Regions from separate parts of the Homo sapiens genome. Here region 1 is linked to region 2. A link is an interaction called in ENCODE POLR2A ChIA-PET data of the cell type or tissue named here. Cell type or tissue: MCF 10A. All regions are shown on one strand. Links, peaks and the distances in the headings refer to the core of each region. The heading gives the core; the rest is flanking DNA.

The links. Peaks named below come from ENCODE experiments on the same cell type or tissue, not always from the same donor. Only the 100,000 strongest peaks of a DNase experiment are listed, where the experiment ranks them.
Region 1: POLR2A ChIA-PET joins it to region 2 with 5 read pairs; 2 of 35 experiments call an interaction of 5 or more read pairs at or near these places.

The regions. Positions count from the first base shown.
Region 1 is chr17:50,917,774-50,922,773 of GRCh38, forward strand. No RefSeq gene overlaps it. Among named protein-coding and RNA genes, the nearest start is that of TOB1-AS1, 54 kb to the left of the region's middle. RefSeq lists enhancers at 1-882, 140-309. In MCF 10A, for the core only: no CTCF peak of the experiment used is centred there; a DNase peak (open chromatin) is centred at 2,098.
Region 2 is chr17:51,205,399-51,217,293 of GRCh38, forward strand. MBTD1 (mbt domain containing 1) reads right to left here. Exons shown (of 17, transcript NM_017643.3): 7 at 1,490-1,607. Among named protein-coding and RNA genes, the nearest start is that of NME2, 45 kb to the left of the region's middle. In MCF 10A, for the core only: no CTCF peak of the experiment used is centred there; no DNase peak of the experiment used is centred there.

The sequences.
Region 1 (5,000 bases), core at 1-5,000, 290 kb before region 2:
CCTTGGAAAGCCCAGTACCTGGTGAGTAGGGAAGTGTCCTCCCAGGTGGTTCCAACCTTTAACCCAATTCCTCTGTCTTGGAGGCAAAGGGAAAGGACGTGGCTGATCCCCGCAGAGCCCAAGGCCAGCCACCATCCTTTCATGGAGCCAGGCAGCTTCGAGAAGCCACTGAGGCTCCTTGTGCTCCTTGTGTGGGCACAAAGTGTGGGCTTCTGGAGGGGGTCCTTGGACCTCTATCTCAGCAGGGACATTCCTCCTCCCCCCGCCTTCCAGACCTCCTGCTCCAGATGCCTGGCTTCTCCAGGGCACCCCGATGGGTGGCTCTGCCACCCCAGGACACTGGACTGGGGCCACCCTTACAGAACCGGTTCGAAGCCAAACAATGGCACGTCACAGTCCAGCTGAGCCGGAGGCCTCAGCAGGGTAAGTACAAGTGAGGCTGTGGCCAAGAGGGGCATAGGTGCCAGGGACTCAGAGGCGGGCGCGCGCAAGTGCCAGCAAGCCCTCACTGCCTAACATGGCAGCCCCATGGCTTCCTCTCTTCCCCGTGACCTGACTGCAGCTTTGAGGACAGCACTTGCCCTCCCCTCCCAGGCAGCGGGCCCCTTCCCTGGCCCCAGAGGTGAAGGAGGGCGACTTCCCCAGGGAGAGGAAGCAGAATGACGGCCTGCAGCTTTCCTGCCGCGGGAGGGGAACTTCAGGTCAGAATGGCCGTCTCAACCTCATGGAAGCCTCCCTCTGGACTGACGAGTGACCGCTGTTGTGGTGGGAGGTCCACCTTCCCGCAAAGGGAGCCAAGAGCCCAGAGGGGTCACTTGGGCCCAGGGAGGGTGGGACACAGACGTCTGGGTGGAAGTTGGACAAAGTCTGGCAGAATGGGGCACCAGGGCACAGTAAGACCCTGGCTGGGACACTGAGTGGGGACAGTCCCCAGCAATTCCCTTGGAGATAAAGAGCCTGCGGCAGGTCCCAGATCCTGACAGAGGACAGACAGGAGGGGACAAGCTGGTGGTGGGGGTGAGCTGGCTAGGCAGAAAGCTCTGTGGACACCTGAGGCCTCCTCCTGGAATTGCCCCAAGCCATGTGGCTAAGGCCTAGGGAGACCCTCACCATGTGGGGTGGGGTGGGGTGGGGGCCCCTAGCCAAAGCTGGGAAAAGGCAGAGCCTTCAGAGAGCCTCCTAGGGACAGCAGCAGAGAGGAAGCCTTCGAGGCCTTTCCAAGCTCCCCGCTGCCCGGCTCTCCTCCTGCCCAGCACACCGTGGGTGGACTCCAACCTACAGCTTCACTGATCTCAGAAGGTCCCACCCTCTCCCGCCTTGTGCTTCTGACTGTTTATTTCCTGCAGAGGAGTCAGTGTTACTGCCACTGAGAACAGAGATGGCTCCACCCAGAGGGCCCACCCTTGGGGCACAGGGGACCCTTGCCCATACCCCCTGCACCCTGGCTCCATCCTAATGCAGGGATATGAGCTTGGGCCTGTGTCACAGCTGCTTCCTGGGCCTCTGAATCCTCATCCTTGAGCTGAGGGTGTGAGACCGGAAAATCCAAGCCACCATCCAGCCCCAATGTCTCCCCATCCCATGACTCTCTTCCCCAAATAACACATCTCCCCAAATACCTCTCCTCCTCCCCAGTGAGAGGAGGCGCAGGGGAGGTTGTTGGATAACTGTGCCTTCTCCTCCCCGAATCCCAGCCTCTCCTTCTGGATCCCACACCCAGGGGCCCAGCAGTCACGGGGCTCAGGGTGCTCCCCAGCCTTTACAGTTTACCCATCCCTGCACAGTAGCCATGATTTCATTTCCTCCTCACTGCAAGGTAAAGATCATTAGTTCTCTTTTATAGGTGAAGAGACTTAGACTCAGACAGACCCTGTGTCTTGCTCAAAGTCACCTGGCCAGTCAGGGGTAGGGCTGGGTTTCGAACCCAGGGGCAGGCCCTCTCCGCCCCCCGGCATCGGTGCAGAGCCCTGGGTCGCCCTCCTCCAAGGTCGTTGTGGTGTGAACAGCCAGGCGCCTTCATGCAGGGCCTGACTGCAGCCGCCAGAGCCTGGTGATGTCAGCATTGCCATGGAAACCCTTCCCCGGGCGTCGGGCAGGACCAGCCTCCCCAGCGCAGTTTCCCTTTGTGTGGACTTTGCAATGCGTTGCCAAGGCAGTGGGGCCTGCTGGGCGGGTTGGCATGGGGTGGGGAAGGCAGACAAAAACCCACACTGCAACTGGCAGCTCACAACAGGGCCCACGGTGCTTGTGGGAGGGAGGGGCTGCAGGCTGGTGGCCTAAGGCGTGAGAGTCGGTGGGCAGGGGGTTACCCACACACCTGCTTAGGACCCCCATCTGGCAACAGCCTTTTGGCGTCTTTGGTGCTATTTTGGGGTCCTGCTGCCTAAGAATCACCTGGGCCTGGGTGTTGTGAAAAAGGCAGACCTGCTGGGCCGGGGTGGAGAGGAGTCAGCAGTTTAAACAAACCCCCAAGGCAATTCGCGTATGCCACCAATTCCGAGGACACCTTCAGGGAAGAATAACATTTATTGAGCACCTAGCTATGCCAGGCAGGCCCTTCTGCCTATTTTCTTTCTTTCTTTCTTTCTTTTTTTTTCCGACAGAGTCTCACTCTGTTCCCCAGGCTGGAGTGCAGAAGCGCGATCTCAGCTCACTGCAACCTCTGCCTCCCGGGTTCAAGCAATTCTCCTGCCTCAGCCTCCCGAGTAGCTGGGACTACAGGTGTGTGCCACCATGCCTGGCTAATTTTTGTATTTTTAGTAGAGACAGGGTTTCACCATGTTGGCCAGGCTGGTCTCTAACTCCTGACCTCAAATGATCCGCCTGCCTCAGCCTCCCAAAGTGCTGGGATTACAGGCGTGAGCCACTGCACCCAGCCCCCTTCTGCTTATTTGCTCTTGCATTATAATCCTCACAGCAACCTTGAGTGGGAGAAGGGGACAGAAGAAAATTTTTTGTGTGGTTTTTTAAAAAAATCCTCATTTCCCAGAGGAAGACGCTGAAACTCAGAGAGGTTAAATCTCTGCTTGCCCACGGTCACTCGGCATAGATGTGGCTGAGTCCAGATTCTAACGCTGTAGCCTCCTCGCCATCCAAGCTGGGCCTGTGGCCTGGCAGTGTTCGCTTCCTCCTCTTGCTGGTTTTCCAGGAAGAATCCTAAAGTACCTTTGCAGAGTGGGCCAGCTCTGTCCGAAGCCTCCCACGAGCTCCCGGATCTAAGAGGGGATTGAGCCAAGCGAGAATCTCCAAGCCCAGGCCCCTCCCCAAACTGGCTGCCTGCAGAGGCTTAGAAAGCCTGCCCAGCCTAGTAAGGAAAACCAATGCCCTGGCCAAAGTCTCTCCTGTCCTCCAGCCACCTCGGCCCTCCAGCCACACCCTCCTCTGTCCTGCAGGCTGCCCTGGCCTCCGTGCTCCCTGAAAGAGCTCCTGAAGCCTCTGCTTCCTCCCCTCGCCCAGGGATAGGTGGTCTCTGACCCAGTCCACGGAGATGCCCCCTTCTTGGAAGTTTCCGGGAAGAGAAATTCGGTCGCCTTTGCTGGCGATGTTGCAGAGCCTCCTCTTACAACCGACAGCCTTCCTGTGTCCGTCCTCCACACTTCTGCTTTCTCTGAAGCCTGATTCCTTAAGAACTGTCTCTCTCTTTCTTTCTTTCTTTTCTTTTCTTTTTTTTGAGTCTTGCTCTGTTGCCCAGCCTGAAGCCCAGTGGCACAATCTCTGCTCACTGCAACCTCTGCCTCCCAGGTTCAAGTGATTCTCCTGCCTCGGCCTCCCTAGTAGTTGGGGTTGCAGGTGTGCACAACCACACTCAGATAGATAGTTTTTGTATTTTTAGTTCAGACAGGGTTTCACCATGTTGGCCAGGCTCGTCTCAAATTCCTGACCTCAGGTGATCTGCCTGCCTCAGCCTCCCAAAGTGCTGGGATTACAGGTGTGAGCCACTGCGCTTGGCCTCTCTCTTTCTTAACAACCTCTCTGAGGGCTCAAGGGGAAGGAACCCTACCCTTCAGCCCCGGGGCCCTATTTTGCCCGCTGACTCTGAAGCTGAGACTCTGCCTGATGCCACAGCCCCAGGATCCAGGCCCCTCCCTCTCCACCTGCATCTCCTTTATTTCTCATTTATTTATTGATTGATTTTTTTTGAGACAGGGTCCCGCTCAGTCACTTGGGCTGGAGTGCTGTGGCACCATCACAGCTCACTGCAGCCTCAGCCTCCCGGGCTCAAGCGATCCTCCTACCTCAGCCTCCCAAGCAGCTGGGACCACAAGTGCCCACCACCAGGCCCAGCTAATCTGTAAATTTTTTTGTAGAGAGAGGGTCTTCCTATGTTTCCCAGGCTCGTCTCCAACCCTTAGGCTTGAGTGATCCTCCTGCCTTGGTCTCCCAAAGTGTTGGGGTTACAGGCACCATGCCCAGCTGTGAATCTCCCTTACTAAGGTCAACAAACACTAGTGACCTCCACTGAGAGCTGGTGAGAACTAACCTCATGCCAGGGATGCCAGGAATGGTTGGATGGTGAATGGTGTTGGGGTTCAGCTTGTGCTGGGCACACCTAAAGCCAGCCAGGGTTCCAGTCCCAACATGACCAGGCCCTGCCTGTCCCTTCATTGAACAAGTATTTCCTGAAGTCTGTGCTATGTAATAGGAAGCGGTTTTTTTTTTAAAGTCCCCAAACAAGCCAAGGATGGAGGAGAATTAATAAAAGACAAACAATGGAATAACTGTGACCCCTGTGTCCCCATTGTAGAAGAGTACAACCTAGTCACAACCTAGTCGTAGTTCATGTTTGACTTTGGGATGAAGAGGAGGCATACTCCTGAATGCTGACAATGGTCATCGCTAGCTGGTGGCCTTTTAGGTGACTTTTATATACATTTGCTGCGCTTTCCAAACTTTCTATGCTGTAAGATGGAATTTTTATAAGCAGAGGAGCCCTGGCAAGCCTGAGTATTTGTTGAGAGCCTCTTAAGGAAAGCTCGTTGTCTACAGCCTCTGGGTCTGGA
Region 2 (11,895 bases), core at 3,169-8,168:
ATGCACTGATCTTAAGAGCTATTTAAATGTAACTAACTTAAACACCCAGGGCAAAAATAATATGCTGTTGTTTTAAATTACAGTGTAGAGAATAATACAAGCATTTAGTGAATGCTTATACAGCTGGGAAAATGTTTCAAGAAAAAGATGGGGAATTGACTTGGGTAGTAGTACAGTTCAGTACAGAGATGGGACACTCTTGCAAGAGTAACCCAAGGCACAGAGGTGACAAAAACGTGCTGTATGAAAGGGAGAGGGAGACTGGCCTCATCACAACAGATCATTTATGCTGGAGAACTACAATACATCTGGCATGTGGTATATGGTGCAACTCATCAATAGTCATAAATGCTGGCTATCTTGATCCTTTAAGTACAAAGAGGCCATAAAAGATGCTTGAACAGAAAAATAAAATTAAAATAATTTTTAGGTAAATTAAGTCAATTAGCAGTACACAACAGAGCAGTCTACAGTGTGTTTTGAGGAGAATGCCGGAAATAAAACTAGAGAGAGTGGGAGGAGTTAAAAATCTGTCACAGTAGTAATTGAAGATAACTTTTCTTATGAGTGGCTGCCTGCCTCTCCTCCACAATGCCCTACTACACTACTCACTGAGTATCTTGTCATATTAATACCTGGTAGTAGTCAACATTTGGCCGATGTGAACATGCTGGAAAAAATACAAGTCTTATACTTCTGGATATCATCTTTTGTCCACATTGTCTACCATAGTAGATTCCTAACATGTTTACTTCATGAGCAGTAAAGGGCTTGGTATGGTGGAGGCAGTGGGAATAAACAGAACGGAAGAACCCAAGATATATAAAATTATCAACACTTGTATCAATTTGGTATTAAGGTTCTTACCACTTTATTTTTATTTTTTTAAAATGGAGAATGGGTCTCGCTATTTTGCCCAGGTGGGTCTTGAACTCCTAGGCTCAAGCTAACCTCCCGCCTCTGCCTCCCTAAAAGCTGGGATTACAGGCATGAGTCACTGTGGCCAGCTCTTACCACTTTTTTTAGTACCTCAACTTTTGTTACTTTTCAAAGTAACATATACATTATGGCCTATATATCTGGTCTATTGCTGGATTATTTTTATGGCTGTGATCTAAGAATTACTTTTACATTTTTAATGGTTGAAAAGAAAAAAAGGATATTTCATGATACATAACTATTATATGAAATTCAAATTTCCTGTAAATAAAGTTCTACTGGAACACAATCATGTCCATTTGTTTATGTATTGCTAAGGGTGCTTTCATGCTATAATGATAGAGACGGATAGCTGTGACAGAGATCATATGGCCTGCAAAGTTGAAAATATTTGTTTGGCTTTTCACAGAAAACAATTTGCCAACCCCTGCCCTATATCATAACATATTTTTTATTTGGCAATACTTGCAAAATTTATAAACATGCTTTTTTTACGAAAGGTTACAAGGATCTCTGCATTTTCTACTAAACTATTATTCATGCTTTTCACCTGCTAATTTTACAATTCCAGCAATCCAGAAGACTTTGGTAGGTAGGCTGCAGTCTGTATTGGGAACTTCTACTCTCACATTTTCTGAGATATCACCCCAGCAGGTCCCCATAGGTGCCTGTCACATAAAAATCATTAAATTATTGTCTTATTAACATAAAGCCTAAAACATATCAATGAAAATTAAGCAGTACCATCAATAATAGGAATATTAAACTAAAAATGTCATTTTAATTCCGTTTGTTTCCTAGAATTCTATCTGGAAAAAGCCAGTTTCAGGGACAAACAAGATAAAGAGAAAATTCACATATATTAGACTAGATTCATGCTGACTTCAAAATCTGATACTGTCCTAATATGAGATTTAAGCAGCGATTTTTCTATGAGTGGAATTACAAACTCAATAGCAGATTTAATAGGATTAAACTGATTTAAGAAATTTTTAATATGTACTGAGTGAATACACTTCACCCTAATTTCTACTTTTAAAAGATCTGGCCTAAGAGCAGAAAGAAAAACAATTCCAATCAGCAGTGTGGTTTCCAACAACATGAATAAGAGAAATGAAAATTTTCAATTTAAATTAAATTCATAGATTAGAAATCTAGTCCACATAGATGGACGTGAGGGAAAAGCACTGGATAAAGTTATTAAGAAGGTGGAGTTGAAGAGTTTTGGAGATGAGTACCATGGTAAACTATTTAAATTATTATTTCAAAATTTCTCATGTAGAAATTACTATAAAGAGAAAACTTCCAATGTTAGAACCGGTAATCACTAGCCTCCCACAGCAAATGGTTAAGATGGGGACTCGGAAAATCAATTAAATGAGCATCATGAAGGGATTTTCTGAAATCTAACAGATGTTCCCAAAGTATTGTTTCCATTATATTTTAATCTTTAAAACTCAAGGCAATTCACAATTACTTGGAACTTATGCAATGGTAAATTAAATCAAATAAGCAAATTTAAGAATATAAATGCTGATAACACTAAACAGTTTGTGTTGCTCTGGACAGTCAGTTCCTCATTCAATTTAGAATGTTGATCATAAAGAAAAGGATTATGTGAGGTTATAAAAGACTTGATAGTATGAACAAATCAGGAAAAACCAAAATAGCCTCAAAGCTCAAAGATGAGCAAAGATATCTAGGAGTTACATGAACTAGCCAATTTGAACATTAGGCAAATGTCCTCCATGCAAGGCCCCTCCTACTTTGGTGGATGCTCACCCAACAGGAGGATTAGCCTAAAACAACATTCAACCCCTACCCTCTTAGTAGTTTCTGGAATTTCTGAAGGAGAGGAAGAGAATGTCAAATACTGAAGTTGGATAAGTCTAGAAACCAAAGACAGAATCAATTAATGGCTACTGGTTTAAGTAGTAAGCAATGAGTTTACCTCAGTAACTTGGAGAAATGGACAAGCTCAACTATTTGCGGTTCTGGAAGGGTACATATAACTATCTCCCCGACTTGTGCAAAAAATAATATATTCATTGTGACTACCTCTTCTTTAAACTGAAAGACTGGACTCTTCAGGTTCTGCTATCTTTCCCCTATATCATTCTAGACTGTAGGGCCATCCCTATTGCCAGCAGATATGATTAAAAAGGAGACACTAGAAAGAAGACAGGTAACATAGAATAAACTAACATATATTAACACAAAGATCATGTATTAATTTCTGTGAGGATGTACCTATTCGAGTAGATAGATGCAGTTAAATGAATGCAGTGCAGCATCCATCCCTCTGTCTGGTTACCAAATCTGTGAATTGGGTTTATTTTTCACTGAGAAGAAAGAGGCGTGCTTATGCTAATGAGCTGGGGGTCAGGTTGGCACACTGGTAAGTAAGTTTGGCATACAGTACTCCTTTTTGAGCTAAATGTGTCATAGACTTTTATTTTTTTAAAGCCTTAACATTTGTTGGAGAAAACTTTTAATATTATTTTATTAAAGAAAACAAAATGTCAATATGCTTGCTTAAAAAATAATGTTCACTTTGGTGGAGGATACTGTGTTTTGGTCCCTACAGTCTGGATTGGTATAGGAGAAAGTAGCAGAAAGTGACATTTGTTCTTGCCTGTAAGGTTGTGGTTCTGCTAGGCCCTCTTAAACCAATCCATATGGTTCATTCTAAGAAAAAAAGTGAAGAAACAAAAACATCAACAAGAAAGAGCACCACGGTCATAGCATAGTATGTGCTCAATGTGTTGAAATAACACGGTAATTTCATAGATATGTCTGCCCTTTTGTTTAAAATGAATATTCTTAAGTGTGGAAGACTAAATGACCCAGGGCTTGACAGCCATCTTCATCCAAGTCATCTGTCTTCTCTTGCTGGCAGGAGGGATACCTCTGAAAGTCTGGATTGGCATAGCATGAACTAGCAGAACCATAATTTACAGGTAACAACAAATTTACCTTCCAGACTCAGGACGCGAGGTCCACCTCAGGCTCCTCCCAAACAAGGAAGATCTGCTCCACCACTTCCTGCTCCAGGGCCACTCGTGAGGGCTATCTGGGAGCGACTCTCCTTCCCTGCAAGGTAAGCTGTCATCAGGTCCTGCAGGACATGGCCAAATCCAAATGCTGAGGGGTCCCCAACACAAATGTATGACAACCTCCACATGACTGTAAGAAAATAAGTGGGTGGGAAGTCTTATTTGCTGTACTTCAAGATCATTCCCAGATGGTCCAACAGCTCAGCTGGCTAGTATTCAGACTCTCAGGAGGTTGATGCACTGCACACACGATGCTTTATGGCAGAGATACAGATTTCCCTCTGCAGAGCTGCCAACCAAAGACAACCATACAATCTTTAATATTAATCTGTAAGTGGGCAGAGACAAGACCTGAGGTTGCATATAGGTAACCAAGAAGGAATAATTTATCCCAATGAGATGGCAAATGTACAAAAAGCCATCATCAAAATGTCTTCAGACTAACAGGCAAAGTACATCTAGCAGAGGATGATGAAATATTATTTGGAAGGGGAGAAAACATTACAGAAAATTAAGTAGAAAGAAATGAGAGTTCCTAACTACTTACAGAATTTTCTGGTAGAAAGTAGAAAAAGAAAAGAAAAACTGTTCCTGCCTTCTCCATAAAGTCCACTCACCTTTTTTTTGAGACAGAGTCTTACTCTGTCGCCCAGGCTGGAGTGAAGTGGCGCGATCTCGGCTCACTGCAACCTCCGCCTCCTGGGTCCAAGCCATTCTCTTGCCTCAGCCTCCCGAGTAGCTGGGATTACAGGCGCATGCCACCAAGCCTGGCTAATTTTTGTATTTTTAGTTTTGCCATGTTGGCCAGGCTGTTCTCTAACTTGTGACCTCAGACGATCTGCCTGCCTCAGCCTCCCAAAGTACTGGGATTACAGGCATGAGCCACTGTGCCTGTCCTCTACTCATCTTTTGATTTGATACCAGAATCTATCTTTTGGGGTGGTGGTAGCAGGCAGATGGGGAGTCCAAGGAGAGGACAAAAAGGAAAATGGGAGGCCTAGGGTGGAAGTAAGATTAAGGCTGAGATAATGCTATGTATATGTAAAAAGATAGGAAGCACTGGTTACTAATTTGAAAGGCGGCCAGGTGTGGTGGCTCACGCCTGTAATCCCAGCACTTTGGGAGGCTGAGGCAGGTGGATCACCTGAGGTCAGGAGTTCAAGAGCAGCCTGGCCAATATGGAGAAATCCTGTCTCTATTAAAAATACAAAAATTAGCTGGGTATGGTGGCACATGCCTGTAGTTCTAGCTACTTGGGAGGCTGAGGCAGGAGAATCACTTGAACCCAGGAGGCAGAGGCTGCAGTGAGCCAAGATTGTGCTACTGCACTCCAGCCTGGGCAACAGAGCAAGACTCTGTCTCAAAACAACAACAACAACAACAACAACAACAACAACAACAACAACATGCATAAAACAGTCCATAATTTTTTTTAAAAAACCATATTAAACCAATATCACTAAAGAATTGGCATGGTGTGGTGGCTCACGCCAAGGACTTTGGGAGGCCAAGGTGGGCAGATCACTTGAGGCCAGGAGTTCAAGACCAGCCTGACCAACAAGGTGAAACCCTGTCTCTACCCAAAACACAAAAATTAGCCGGGTGTGGTGGCACGCACCTGTAGTCCCAGCTAGTCAGGAGGCTGAGACACAAGAATTGCTTGAACCCAGGAGGCGAAGTTTGCAGTGAGCCAAGATGGTGCCATTACACTCCAGCCTGGGTGACAGAGCAAGACTACATCTCATAAAAAAAAAAGAAAAAAAAAAAAAGGAAAAAAAAATTTAAGTTAGGCTTTCTTTAAAACAACGGAAAGACAGGGCCAGGCATGATGGCTCATGCCTGTAATCCCAGTACTTTGGGAGGCCAAGGTTGGGGGATTGCTTGTACCCAGCAGTTTGCAACAGCCTGGACAACATGGCGAAACCCCGTCTTTACTAAAAATAGAAAAAAATTAATACAAAAAATTATCTGGGCATGGTGGTGTGTGCCTGTAGTCCCAGCTACTTGTGAGGCTGAGGTGGGAGAGTCACCTGAGCCCAAGAAGTTGAGGCTGCAGTGAGCTGTAATCGTGCTACTGGACTCTAGCCTGGGCAACAGGAGTGAGACTGTTTAAAAAAAAAAAAAAAAAGACAAGACAGGTGATGTTTATTATGTTAGAGTCCACTGCTTTCCCGCAGAGAGTTTATTTCATGGCAACACTCAGACTAGCTAACTGAGATGGAGCACTAAGAAGTACCAGAAACTAATTTAAGTTTTATTTCCATTAGAAGGAAAATCCTGCAATCTAGAATGCTACATTGAAGATTTTAACTTTCGTTAAAATGGAGATGAAGTATTATGATTTATTTCTAACCTTTAATAGAGTCCTGTGTGTGGGGTCACGACTAGGGAAAAAAAAAACCAAAAATGACTCTACTTGAAAAAGATTTTACTAATAAGCACATAACTGAGAAATAGATAATGAGTTTTACTGTAAACTATTGCTACTGTACATACACAAAAGGGCTTTTATTTTTCTTTCCTTAAAACCTAAAAGTATATGGGATACACACTGCAAAAAAACATGGTAACTTTATCCCTTCAAAAAAGCTGACATACATATAGGTCAGGCAAAAGAAAGAGGATTAGAGTATGTCACGTAAGTAACAAGAGGGTATCTGTGGAGGCAGAATGAAAAAGTATGCGGCCAGGCGCGGTGGCTCACACCTGTAATCCCAGCACTTTGGGAGGCCGAGGTGGACAGATCACGAGGTCAGGAGTTCGAGAACAGCCTGACCAACATGGTGAAACCTTGTCTCTACTAAAAATACAAAAATTAGCCGAGTGTGGTTGTGTAGGCCTGTAATCCCAGCTACTCAGGAGGCTGAGGCAAGAGAATTGATTGAACCCGGGAAGCAGAGGTTGCAGTGAGTCGAGATCACACCACTGCACTCCAGCCTGACTGAAAGAGTGAGACTCCGCCTCAAAAAAAAAAAGAAAAGAAAAGAAAAGAAAAAGTATGATAAACTCAGCTGAAAAGTTTCTGCATCTATGTGTACAAATGACTTTTTTTTTTTTTTTTGGTACAAACTACAACTGTATTTGAGGGAGAAAATGGGATGATTTCAACATTTCTGATCTTAGTAAAGACAGCATCAATAAGACATGGGATTATTAGTTTAGGTACCAAACAGAAGAAATCTGAAGTCTGTAAATATAAAACTGAAAGAAAATGACTTTATGTACATTTATACATTTTAGCCCGTGCTACAATACCCAGGAAAAAAAAAGTTTTACTTGATTTCACATGGCAAATAATGGGAAATAGAAGTGCTTCAATTTAGTCTTTAAGTAATTAAAAAATAATGAAGAGTGCTTAATTTATTTATCTATTTATTTTTGAGATGGAATTTTGCTCTTATTGCTTAGGCTAGAGTGCAGTGGCGCAATCTCAGCTCACTGCAACCTCCACCTTCCGGTTTCAAGCAATTCTCCTGCCTCAGCCTCCCAAGTCTAGCTAATTTTTTTTCTATTTTTAGTAGAGACGGGGTTTCACCATGTTGATCAGGCTGGTCTTGAACTGCTGACCTTGTGATCCGCCTGCCTCGGCCTCCCAAAGTGCTGGGATTACAGGCGTGAGTCACCGTGCCTGGCCTGAAGAGCATATATTTTTATTTATTTTTTGAGACAGTGTCTCATTCTGTCACCTAGGCTGGAGTGCAGTGGTACGATCAGGGCTAACTGCAGCCCTGACCTCCTGGGCTCAAGCAATTCTTCCCCTTCAGCCTCCTGAGTAGCTGGGACTACAGGCATGTGCCACCATGCCCAGCTAATTTTTTTGTAGAAATGAGGTCTCACTATGTTGCTCATGCTAGTCTCAAACTCCTGGGCTCAACTGATCCTCCTACCTTGGCCTCCCAAAATGCTGGGATTACAGGCATGAGCCACTGCTCTTGGCTAGAGTGCTTTAAAGCCAAATGTTCTGAATATACAGACATCAACTGAAGGCTCTGCTGGGTTAAAGTTAAATTACTAATAGAAAATAATCTGTGAATTTCTTTGATCTATACATTGCACCTAACTGGCATATAATACTGTATTACTATTTTGGAGATTTTTCCACCATTAGGATAGATATGGATACTGCTCTTAGGGGCTTAATTAAAAAGCACATTAAAAAAAAAAAAAGACTTGCATTATGAAAAATGGGTTAAAGCCCAAAGCTGAAAATTATAGTCCAGCTACTCAACAAAGTAGCAAGTATTCTTCATTTATAAGAGATGGACTAGCTGAACCAGATGATTTTAAAGATGCCTTCTAGCTTTGTGATTTAGGATTAATTAAAAGTGATATTACCCAATTTTAGTGGTTTCCAGCCTCAGGAACTGCCAACGATGGGGTGTTCAAATGTCAGGAGCCAAGGCTCTGGCAGCAACACCCCATCTCTGCCAGAACAATCAACGCAGTTTCCTCTTATCCTGTGTTCTGAGGTCTAAGATTTTTGTTAGAGAAAAGGGGAATTCTTGCCAATGTATGGCAAGTAAAGAAAAGAAAAAAAAAAAGGGCAATTATGATGCTTAAATAAAAGGTCTGAAAAACTAACCCCTAGATACAATAAAAGACATATCGGCCAATCATAATACACAGATTTTTTAGTAGTATATATGTGTGTGTGTATGTGTGTATATATATGTATAAACACACACATATATATATACATACACACATATGTATATATGCACATCATATATATATACACATACACATACACTTTTGTAGAGACAAGGTCTTGCTATGTTGACCAGGCTGGCCTCAAACTCCTGGCCTCAAGCCATCTTCCTACCTTGGCCTCCCAAAGTGTTGGGATTACAGGTATAAACCATTGTGCCCAGCCTAAGTAGAAATATTAAATGTCAATTGGGGCTTGATTTCCACTGCCGATTATAAAAAAAAAATTGTCCAATACTGTTGTAATTGAGTGACTGAGTATAAGCCACTATAAATAGTTACAGGAATTATCAAAAAAGATATAGTCCTATGATCTACTCTGTAGAAAGTTCTTTCTCAGAAGCTTACAGACAGACCATGGAAAGAAGAATTATATTCTTGAAATTCTATGATTTTAGAACTAATCACAGTAATATCTAAGTGCTGGAAAACAGAAAGTATTTATCTGGGATCCTTATTCTAGAAGAAGAGGTTGGGTTAAGTTAAAGAAGCCAGGGCTCTGACAGCGTCCCCATCCCAATTCCTGACTCAATCACAACAGCTCCGCTTCCGTGTTACATGTTACATGCTGGGTGTTCTTTCATAAATTATGTTTGAAAAAGAATCCCCTAGGAGCAGGAAAGGCTCCCGACTTGTACTCAAGTAGAAGAGAAGGCAGGTGTAGAGTCTGGAACAAAGAGGCCTTCCTGACTAATGAACCAGTTTCAGAGCAAGTATCAAGTCTTAGAAGACTTTGATGATACAAGGCAGGATCTTGTACTCCTAGTAGCTCCTGACTATAGGTTTTCTAAAGACAAAGCTAGTAACTCTCCTTAGAGACCCAGAAAACTGTTTCGGAGGGGACAACCAGGAAGAGTCAACTCTAAAGGACAAAATCAAGTGCAGCAATGAAGTGTGGCCCCCTTAACAAAATGGCTTCAAATGAATATGCCAGTTAAGAGAGCAAGCTCTTTGTACAAAAACATACCAAGGAATTACTAAGACAGATTTTTCCTGTTTGATAAGAAGGCAGTAAAGAGAGGTAAATGGAACAGGAAGGCACTGGGTCCACATAATTGAGAAACAGATGCCTCACTTCTGAGTGAGAAAGCAGAGGCTCCACATTCTTATCATTAATCATGTGGTAAGGTTAGCTGCTTGATTCCCTGATAGAACATTTCAATCTCAAAAAAGGCAGAATTGAACAAAGTCAATCAAGTTCATTATTACCATAGAGATTTTCTCATAAATAACTTTAATATAGTATAACAATTCAAAGATTTGGACAGAAAACAAAATGTTATGCTTCTGGGGTTGAAATGCCATTTTTTTTAATACCCTGACTACTTACAGAAAACAGTCTGATATGGTTTATAATATAAAAGGAGATACAAAGAGAGAGAAAGGCCATTCCGAAGGAGACAAAAGACAAATGTTCCAGGAATCTGAGATGAAAGAGTTACTGTAACTGAGAACTTAATCTAATTCTGAGCGTCAAGAAAGCAATATCCCAAGAGAAGAGAGTTAAAGATTTTCTTTTTAAAGATCTCTCTTTAAAGCTGCTATTGCTGTGTATGGAATATTTCTCACAAATGTGACACTATTATCAACATTACAGCAAAATAAATCACCTACTTTACACAGAAATAAGATTCCATTTAAGGCAAGATGTCACTGACTAAGGGCTTCATATTGTATTTTCAAGAATGAGAATTAGCAAATTAACCTGCTTGACTTTGATCAAACTCCTTTAATGGCCATGAATCAGTGAAAATTCACTTAGATTTCTACAACAGGAACCTAAGCTCAGCTTTGTTCATATGCTGTTATCTAAAAATAAAGCCCTAATTTTTTTTTTTTTTTTTTTTTTGAGACTGAGTGTCGCTCTATTGCCCAGGCTGGAGTGCAGTGGCGTAATCTCAGCTCACTGCAACCTCTGCCTCCTGGGTTCAAGTGATTCTCATGCCTCAGCCTCTCGAGTAGCTGGGACTACAGGTGCCCACCATCACCCCTGGCTAATTTTTGTATTTTTAGTAGAAACGGGGTTTCACCATGTTGGCCAGGCTGGTCTTGAACTCCCGACCTCAGGTGATATGCCTGCTTCGGCCTCCCAAAGTGCTGGGATTACAGGCGTGAGCCACCGTGCCCGGCCTAGAGCCCTAAGTTAACAAAATGTTAAATGCAAACAAAAGTTCATGTATTTTCTAAATTCTCTTTTCTTCTTAAACATGTATAGCAGCAGAAAAGATCTTTAAGTATTAATTAAAGTTGTAGTCAGGTTAAACAAGTATTGGACAGAATTAATCAAATCTAAAGGAATAAAATAATCAAAAGGAAAGAACTTGTCATCAGATAAATTTTAAACATAATTCTAAATTATTTTAAATGCTCTGTAACAATCCACTTGCTGAAAAGAAAACCTTTTAAAGGGTTTCTCATGATATATATATATAGCACATATTTTAGCTCACAATACTATGTTACTAATAGTTCCTTGTTTTTGTGACTTAACATTTGGAGACAAAAAAATTAGAAAAAAGATCCTTCCTCTTCTGAATTATCAGTTCAAATTGCAGATTTAAGTAACATACACAATGAATGGTTTGTTAGGTCAAATCGTATGACATTGTCAATATGCATATTTTTGATATACAATACTAGCAATTTCATTTACTTTCATTTTTTGTAGAAAAGAAGTCTCACTCTGTAGCCCAGGATGGTCTTGAACTCCTGACCTCAAGTGATCCTCCTGCCTCATTCTCCCAAGTTGCTAGGAATACAGTTGAGCCACTGTGCCCGGACAAAGCTAGCAGTTCAACTTAATATGAACATCTGATGAGGCTGGGTATGGTGGCTCATACCTGTAATCCCAGCATTTTGGGAGGCAAAGGTGGGAGGACTGCTTGATGCCAGGAGTTTGACACCAGCCTGGGCAACACAGCGAGACCATGTCTTTACAAAAAAATTTAAAAAATAAATAAATATAAAAGAAAATTAGTATTTATAAGAGAAGACTAGTACTTCTCCCTGTTTAAAATAACTTCAAACTGCAATTTCTCTATAGGAAACTTGTACTTACAAAACTTACAGAAGTTCTTGTTAACTATTATTAAGTATAATAATAAAAGAAGCATTTCAGTTACAAGACATAAAAACAAACACCTTCTAAGGATAAGATGCTTAGGTGTTATTGTACCTTCAGATTTAAACAATG